2 separate regions of the Homo sapiens genome follow, and region 1 is linked to region 2. A link is a loop called in an ENCODE intact Hi-C map of the cell type or tissue named here. Cell type or tissue: sigmoid colon. All regions are shown on one strand. Each heading gives the region's core, and the rest is flanking DNA. Links, peaks and the distances in the headings are about the cores only.

Region 1 (4,395 bases), core at 276-4,275, 60 kb after region 2:
TCTAGTGGAAGACGTCTGTCCCTGATTGCTGGATAAAATGCACAGAGGCGCCCCTTGAACACTCAGACCAACAGGAACATTAGCCATTGGTATTGTCATCTTTCTTTTAATTAAATTCATGGGAGCAAGTGGTTCTTCTAGAAAAACACAATCATTGAGAAGCAACATACTGCAGTGAGAAGATCACGGATGAAAGGTTTTAGTCTTGACTTTTGCCATTAACTAGCCATGTGACCTTCATCCCTCTAAGCCTTTGAGGTAATAAAGGGACTTGGGATTAGATTTCAACCCAGGATGCACATTAGAGTCACTGAGGAGTTTGTTGTTAAATGTTGATGCCCAAATCCAATTCTAGACCAATTAAATCAGAACCTCTGAGGTTGGAGCCAGGTTGAGAATCACTGGATTAAATGATCTGTAATTTTCCTCTAAGTCTTCAATGCTATAGTGAATCACCTGTTACAGATAGTATAGCGTATTACCTACTTCCAAGCCTTAGGAAGGAAAGTGTCATTTGCATTGTGTGCCTCCTATTCCTTTTGAATCAGTCAGGGCCCTGGTTTCAGGGTGGGAAGTCAAGTTGGGCTGCTATCTGCCTCAAAATCTTCATTCCTAAGGAACTACTAGTATTGGGGAGAATGTTAGAGGGCTTATTGTGTTGTAAATGGGCCCTCACTCTTTTGGTGGAAAATTAGGGGACCAGAGAGAAAGAAGAGGAGGATTTAGGTGTCTAATTTCAAATGCTATTTGTTTGTAAGAGAGAGAAAATCCATTTATTTTAATTCAATTTCATTTAGTTAGGCCCTTTCCAGTCTCAGAAATGATTTAAGGTATCAGGGGAGAACTAATATTAGGTGTCTCCATTCCTCCCTCCTGAGAAGAGTTCCATGGAGAAGGAAATGCTCTGGTGTGTCTCATCCATATTCCCTAGAGTATAGATGAAATCAGAGTATTTCAAGGGTGGGTGATTGTATCAGTCAGGACCAGCCCAGTAACAAATGACTCCCAAATCTCACCAGTTTACAACAGCAGATGTTTTTTTCTTGCTCATGAAAAATGTCTGATACAGGTCAGCTACAGCTCTCTCCTGTCTCCTTCACTCCAGGACTGGGGCTGATGGGATTGGTCTCTGCCTAGAACACTGCTGGCCCAAGTGACAGATAAAAGAAGAGAAAATGGTGAATCACACACTTGATCTTAATGTTTATGCTCAGAAGCGACACAACCCTTCTGCTCACACTTAATTGGCCAAAGCAACTCATGTGGCCCAGCCAACTCTGAGTTCAACAGAGCAAAGATGGGGATGTGTCAACCTTCTGCAAGGATAAGGATGAAAACAGTAATACAATCTACTACGGTAGCAAAAGATGCTGTAGTAAAGAGAGTCACAAACTCCCATCTACACAAGGAGTGAACGCATGGCCACAACCCAAGTTAGCTCATAGCTGTCATGGCCTGCCTCTCCCCGCCCCTCCAGTTGATCTACCAGAGTTCACTTTTGCCCTGAACACACCAAGCAAGAGCCCTTGGGACATACTGTAACAGCAATTCCTGTCATGCTGGCCTCTGCTGATCTTTGACCTTTCCAAAATCCTTCCATCTGCTGAAAGATGCTTGTTTGCTCTCCATGCAGATTTACTGATGACTTGAACAAAGATCTAGGATGGGCTCAGCCTTTCTACCTGGCGGCAAGGAAGCATGGTGGCTGGGAACAATGGTTCTCAAATTTGGCTGCACACCAGAGTCACCTGGGGAGCTTGAGAAAATACTGATGACTGGGTCCTACTCTCTGAGATTCTGATATAGTTGATCTTGAGTGCAGCTTGGGCTTGGATGATTCTAACGCAAACTCTGAGAACCTCTGGTTAAAAGCACCAGCTTCCCAGCCAGCTGAGACCTGGGTTCATAACTTGACTTTCCCATTTCTCAGCTGTGTTGCTTTTGCCCAAGTTACTGTATTTCTCTGTTGCTTGGTTTTCTCATCTGTCTCTATGTCATAGGCTTTTGTTGTGATAATTAGAGGAGGGTGAATAAAGCACTAAGTGTTGTGCTTAGGTTCTAGTAAGTGTTCAATATGTATAATAATTGTTGTTACTGTCATCATGCTGCAGCTTCCTGTGCTGCACGAATGCCTCCTGGAAAAACCAGCTGTTCTACTAGATTGGCCGTTGAAGAAATGGTTGTAAAAGCCATACTGTGCTATTAAACATGATTACATTTAGCAATGGTCTAAGCAATGGGAATGAATGCAGCTTTTGGCTTTCCTTGACATCTCGAGACCTCACAGCAGAAAAAATCCTCTGGACTTTCTGGAACCCTCACCACTCATTCTTTCATCTCCAGTATGGAAGGCTTATTTTGGGGGAAGTGTTTATGATGAAACCAAAAAGTAAAAAAGAAAGAAATGTAACAATTTTGAAATGTGTCTTTCCATTGTTTTGCGGCCCATTTTAGTTTCCAATATGAATGAGCAAGCTGTTGAGAAGTAAGGGGGACAGCATGTTGCTGTCTTCCCAGGGCCTTACACAACAAGGAGGCTTGGGCCAGCTGGACTGAGACCCAGGAGCACTTGCACACGCACACCATCCGCCCGGATGTTCCGGAGTGTGTTTGGGTTTCACTTTGAAATAAAACATGAAACATGGGAAGTGCCAGGAAGGGGCAGGGTGGCTATCAGATTAAAAGAGCTCTAATACCACTTGACCACTTGCTTCTAGCTATAGTCGTATTTCTTTGTGGTTTAGGATAACCCACCGGGACCACCATCCTGAGGGACTTAGGGGAAGGAAGAGAGATGATCACTGGTGTACCTCCCATCATCATCATCGTCATCATCATCCTCATTTCATTTAAAATAAGGATGTAGGGCTCTTCAGTCTTTTAATTCTGATTTAGCAAGTTCTTTGCCTCTTAATCTCTCAATTCCCAACATAAGGCATTTCCCACTCCCCACCCCCACCCCCATTTGTGCTTATGGAGTTTTTAATGATTTAATGAGCAAATGTCAAGACTTACATTTCTGTTTCCAGGAACTAGTTCTTGATCATTCCTAATTCTTTGCATATGACACACACATCAGAGTTAGTTCCATTTGACATTTGTGAATTTATGGGAAACCTCATCTTTGTGGACATTTAAAACTTGGCTGCACCCATTGAATCCACCCTAGGGAATAATTTTGCAAGGTTCCCTAAAGGATTAGGCGAGATAACCAATAACATGCTATTTCTGTAAATTCCAATTCTGGGGGGGCTTTGATGAGAAAGGCACTTTTTCATTTTTGTTTTCTTTCTCCTGCAAACATGGAAAATAGGAATGTCTCTGAATGATTAAGATCTAAGAGTGGATAATGAAAGCACAGACAGTGATAGTCTTGCTGACTGCCAAGAAAGCAAGCTCTGTAGGGATTTGGGACTGGCTCGGAGGATAGCATGGATTGCTCACATTCTGTTTGGACAGAAAGCAGAATTGCTGGATCTGAAACATTTTACCCCTTTTAGGAATTGCTTCTCCAGTTGTGGACATCCAGCTGGGTTAACATGCTGTCTGAAGGGCATCATGCTTATTGTCATGTTAAGAGGGATTGTAAGGGAAGAGAGGGAGAGACTGGAGAGAAGAAAATTAGCAATTTTTAAATGGAATTTCCCTAAGCATGATTGGGAAGTAGAAACACATTTCCATCCATTCTAAATATTGCCGTCATTATTTGGGTGAAATTGTGCAAGCATGAACCCTCTTTCTTAATTGCAAGTGTAATTTCAAGATGGAGAAGAGGCTGTAAGTAGAGGGTGTTTTCATTTATTTGAACTGGGATGCATACCCTGCCACCACTCTCTTTATTTACAGGTGTATTTTAGAGCCTGCTTTCTCAAAGTGGGATCCATGGAGCCAGCAGCATCGCATCGTCAGGGAGCTCATTAGAAACAAAGACCCTCAACCCCACCCCAGACCCACTGAGTCAGAATCTGCATTTCAGCCAGGGCCCAGGATGGCTGGCTCGCACGCACAGTACAGTCTAAGAAGCATTGCTCTTGAGAATTTTAAAGAGTTATAGGTTCTTTCCTTGCTGCGTTGACTCTCTGCAACCCAGTTACATGAAGGAGCCCAATTTGGCCCTCTCTAAGGAGCACAAAGCTAGGGGCCTGTGTGCTCAGAAATGTTATATCCATGGTGGGAATAGAAATGTTCTGTTCCAGAAAGTCTAGTTGGAGGGATGGCAGGGGCAGGGTGGCAGATCTGTTTGAGATGTCTCTTGTAATGTGTGACCAATGAGACCTTGCAGAATTAAGCTGGGTCTCCCATTTCTCTATGCTTTTGCTACTGAGGAAAATCTCCAGTGAGTTCTACCTTTTTCTCCCTTCCCTCTTTTTTTTTTTTTGAGACAGGGTCTCACTC
Region 2 (4,395 bases), core at 155-4,154:
AGGCCCAGAAGGCTGTTTTGTTTATCTCAAACTCCATAAGCTGAGATGTATCTTGCCCTTGAGGGGGTCAGCTTTTAATGATAATGATGATGAAGATAGTGTTGATAATAATAATGCAAACAAAAATTAACAGTGAACATTTAACAACCCCTTTCTGTGTATCAAGTGCTGTTTTAAGTTTATTATGTCAATGAGCTCAGTCTTGATTCTAGCCTTGTGATGGCAGTTATCCTATTATTTCCATTTTAGAGATGAGGAAACAGAAGAACAGAGAGGTCGTCTTAGTCCATTTGTGTTTCTATAAAGGATAACCTGAGGGTGGGTAATTTATAAAGAGAAGAGGTTTATTTGACTCACAGTCCTGTAGGCTGTGCAGGAAGCATAGCACCAGCATTTGCTTCTGGTGAGCACCTCGGTAAGCTTCTACTCGTAGTGGAAGGTGAAGGGAGTCACCTGGCATCACATATCAAGAGAGGAAGAAAGAGAGGGGGTGGAGGGAGGGGCCAGGCTCTTTTTAGCCATCAGTTCCTATGGGAACTAATAGAGTAAGAACTCACTCCTGGGCACCAAAGCATGCATGAGGGATCCACTCTCACAACCCAAACATCTCCCACCGGGCCCCACCTCCAACATTGGAGATTAAATTTCAACATGAGCTTTGGAGGAAACAAATATCCAAACCATAGCAGAGGTTAAGTAACTTACCCCAAAATCCATAGCCAGCAGACCAGGATTTAGAGCTGGAGACTGCGATATTCAAGGCAGATCTCAGAAAAGGACCCAGTGGGCTTAAGATTTAAAGTATGGAGAGCATCATATACAGTGAAGCCTCAGACTCTCAGCTTTATGAGGGTAGAAACCATGTATATTATGTTCATTGTGGGATCCAGCACAGAATGTATTCCAGGCCTGACACAGTCCTTGTGCTCTTTCAGTGCTTGTTGACTCATTGATTTTTGATAAGGCAGAGAAATGCACAACCAAGACATGAAACTTTGGTACATAAATTTAATGAACAAATGCCTATATTTATATTTGTTCTTTTATTTAATAAATATTCTATTGAGCCTCTACTATGTGCCAGGTGTTAGAAGTAGAAAAATGAATACAATGTGGTTTTTTTGCCCATGAAGAACTCATGTATGGAGATATATGCATACAGCCCAACCTTTTCTCTCAATTTCTCTCACTTGCTGTCTGGGTCTCTCCTAAGGCTCATCATGTGTTACCTGGTGTTAAAGTTTTGTTTTTCATGTGTTTGTGTGTGCATGCATTCTTTTTCTTTGTTTGTTTGTTTGTTTGTTTCTTGACAGTGTCTTGCTCTGTGTCCCAGGCTGGAGTGCAGTGGCGAGATCTCGGCTCACTGCAGCCTCCGCCCCCTGGGGTTCAAGTGATTCTCATGCCTCAGCCTGCTGAGTAGCTGAGACCACAGGCGCACACTACCACACCTGGCTAATTTTTTTATTTTTAGTAGAGATGGGATTTCACCATGTTGGCTAGGCTGGTCTTGAACTCCTGACCTCAAGTCATCTACCTGCCTCGGCCTCCCAAAGTGCTGGGATTACAGGCGCGAGAGGGAGTCTCACTCTGTTGCCCAGTTTGGAGAGCAGTGGCTTGATATCGGCTCACTGCAACTTCTGCCTCCCGGGTTCAAGCAATTCTCCTGCCTCAGCTTCCCGAGTAGCTGGGATTACAGGTGCCTGCCACCATGCCCAGCTTATTTTTATATTTTTATTAGAGTTGGGGTTTCGCCATGTTAGCCAGGCTGGTCTCGAACTCCTGACCTCAGGTGATCTGCCTGCCCTGGCCTCCAAAAGTACTGGGATTACAGGCGTGAGCCACCGCACCTGGCCTGTGCATGCATTCTTTGGGTCCAGTAATTGATTATAGTTACTTCAGGCAAACTCCACCTATTATTCACCTTTGTAACCCCAGGAGCAGTGCTACTCTAAGTTTGGTCCATGGACCAGAAGCATTAGCATCACTTGGGAGCTTGTTAGAACTGCTGACTCTGGACTCTACCCCCAGACCTACTGCACTAGTAGCTCTGGGGGTGGGACCCAGGAATTTGTGTTTTAGCATTTCTCCGGGAGGTCCCCATGCATGCTCCAGTTTGAGAAGCACTGCTAAGGATAGGGAAGCCAGGTTCTGTCATGTGTGATTGCTCAATAAATAATTTTTGCTTGATTGCATACATAAATTACTGTATGAACAGGGAAAGTGGGTTGGTCTTACTAGGTCTGGGCATGACTCCAAGCATCCATTTTGCCAAGTCTGCGGAGACTGTGAGGAGGTGGAGTCGTATTTCCTTCCCTCTCAGAAAATTTGGATGGATGTGTTTAAATGGCTGGGAAGATAGACTCCATCAGCATCAATGTGGGAAATGGTGAGCAACTGAGCATGAAACCTGATGGGAACCAAGTGAATGGGCCAGTTCGTAATGAAGGCCAGAAGATAAAACAGGGTGGAGTGATGATTTCACAGAAGGGCTGAGAACTCTGTGCAGATGGTTTGGGGCAAGATGCTAAAGCCACAAGTTTACAAGAATTGTATGCTTGGGACTCTTTTCTGTTCCAGGGACTTATTACAAATTAAGCCCTCCCTATTCCTGCATATGTGGCAGAGCCTTGCTGTAAATCTATTTCAAACTGTTTTTTCTTTCTCATCTTATTCTCCTTTTCTCTTTCTTTAACTCTTCCTTCCCTCTCTATCTCCTTTTTCCTTTCTGACCAAGAGGCTATTGTTGTCCGTGTTTTGATCAGGGCTAAAGCTACCCTGTGGCATAACATTTGTTAAGGACAAGGATGTGTGGGTTTTTGTGAGTAATCAGCAGCTGCTTTTGGAGTCATGGTTTTAAGGAATCTCCCTTCCTCAATAGTGTGATCATTCCCTCCTCCCAACACCCCCTTCCAAAAGAGAAAACTTGCATAAGAGCAGTTGGCTCAATATAATAAAATATAGCTTGGCATCATGAGCTTTATAAACAAGAGGCATTTAATACACTGCATAGAGTTTTGGCAGTGGGAGGGACAGTAGCAGCCAAGGAGACACATATGGCTGGGTTTAGCAGCATCCTGGGCTCATAGGAAGAGGATCCCCAGCTTTAGATCCCTGTTGGGGGGAGGTTGGGTGAACAAGAGGTTAGAAAGATGAAGATGGTTCAGCATCCAGGGAACACTGTTATACCCACATTTTCCCAAGTACAATGTTTATTTATTTATTTTTCATAAACAATTACCTAGTGCCTGTTTTAGGTCAGGCACTGTTCTCTAAGCCTTTACATTTTTCAGAGCAGCTTTATTAAGATATAATTTACATGCCATAAAGCTCACCTATTTTATTTTATTTATTTATTTATTTTTAATTTATAAACAAAAGAGGTTTAATTGAATCACAGTTCCACACTGCTGAGGAGACCCCAGGAAACTTAAAATCATGGTGGAAGGTGAAGGGAAAGCAAAGCACATGTTACATTGCTGCAGGCAAGAGAGTGTACACAGGGGAAACCGCCACTTTTAAAATCATCAGATCTGGTGAAAGCTCACCTATTTTAAATGCACCATTCAATGATTTTTTTTTTTTAGTGAATTTACAGAGAAATGCTACCATCTTCACAATCTGATTCTGTCACCTCTTATGCCCATTTACAGTTAATTCCAAATCACACCCCCAGCCCCAGACAACCATTAATTTACTTGCTCTCCCTATTAATTTGTCTTTTCTGGACAGCTGATGTAAATTGAATCATATAATATGTGATCTTTTGTGACTGGCTTCTTTCACTGAGAGTAATGTTTCTGTTTGTTCCTTTTGATTGCCAAATGGCATTCTGTTATATAGATAGGGTGCTTTACATTTATAACCTCAATTCATTCTTATAAGAACCCCATGAGGTAGTTGCTTCTGTTATCAGCAATTACAGATGAGGAAACTGAGGCACAGTTAGGAAGTTGAGGGGTAACGATTCAAGCCCAGGGAGTCTGACCTCAGAATCTGTGCTCTTGGGCTCTCTTGCTATGTTGCCTCTCCATAGGTACAAAATATGTATTCACTTCTAACTTGGAGAGTTTCTTTGATATAATGACCACTGAATTTATTGAATACCTACTTTGTGCGTGGAACTTTGCTAGGTACTGTGATGGACTGAGACAGGTTTTGTACCTTCAAGGAATGTAGCATTTTATTTGGTAGAGAAGACTCAGATCCACGTGATCAAGTGGATTCTCTAGGGCCACACAGAATTCCATGTGATCCAAAGCCTAAATGCACACGCCAGGTATCGAAAGTCAACAAGACAATGATGGTAGTGAGAAGAGCCAAGGAAAGCTTTTCAGGGGAGGTAACATTGAGCTAGTTCCATCTCCTTGGCCTAATCAATCCCAAATTCCATGAATG

What was found. Peaks named below come from ENCODE experiments on the same cell type or tissue, not always from the same donor. Only the 100,000 strongest peaks of a DNase experiment are listed, where the experiment ranks them.
Region 1: a loop joins it to region 2, with 1.8 times the contacts of the local background. A loop is called at or near these places in 1 of 110 quality-filtered maps.

Annotation. Positions count from the first base shown.
Region 1 is chrX:17,517,002-17,521,396 of GRCh38, forward strand. The region is part of intron 1 of NHS (NHS actin remodeling regulator); the gene reads left to right. Among named protein-coding and RNA genes, the nearest start is that of NHS-AS1, 40 kb to the right of the region's middle. In sigmoid colon, for the core only: no CTCF peak of the experiment used is centred there; a DNase peak (open chromatin) is centred at 2,560; H3K27ac peaks cover 340 bases.
Region 2 is chrX:17,456,940-17,461,334 of GRCh38, forward strand. All of the region lies in intron 1 of NHS (NHS actin remodeling regulator), which reads left to right. Among named protein-coding and RNA genes, the nearest start is that of MIR4768, 33 kb to the left of the region's middle. In sigmoid colon, for the core only: no CTCF peak of the experiment used is centred there; a DNase peak (open chromatin) is centred at 2,262; H3K27ac peaks cover 281 bases.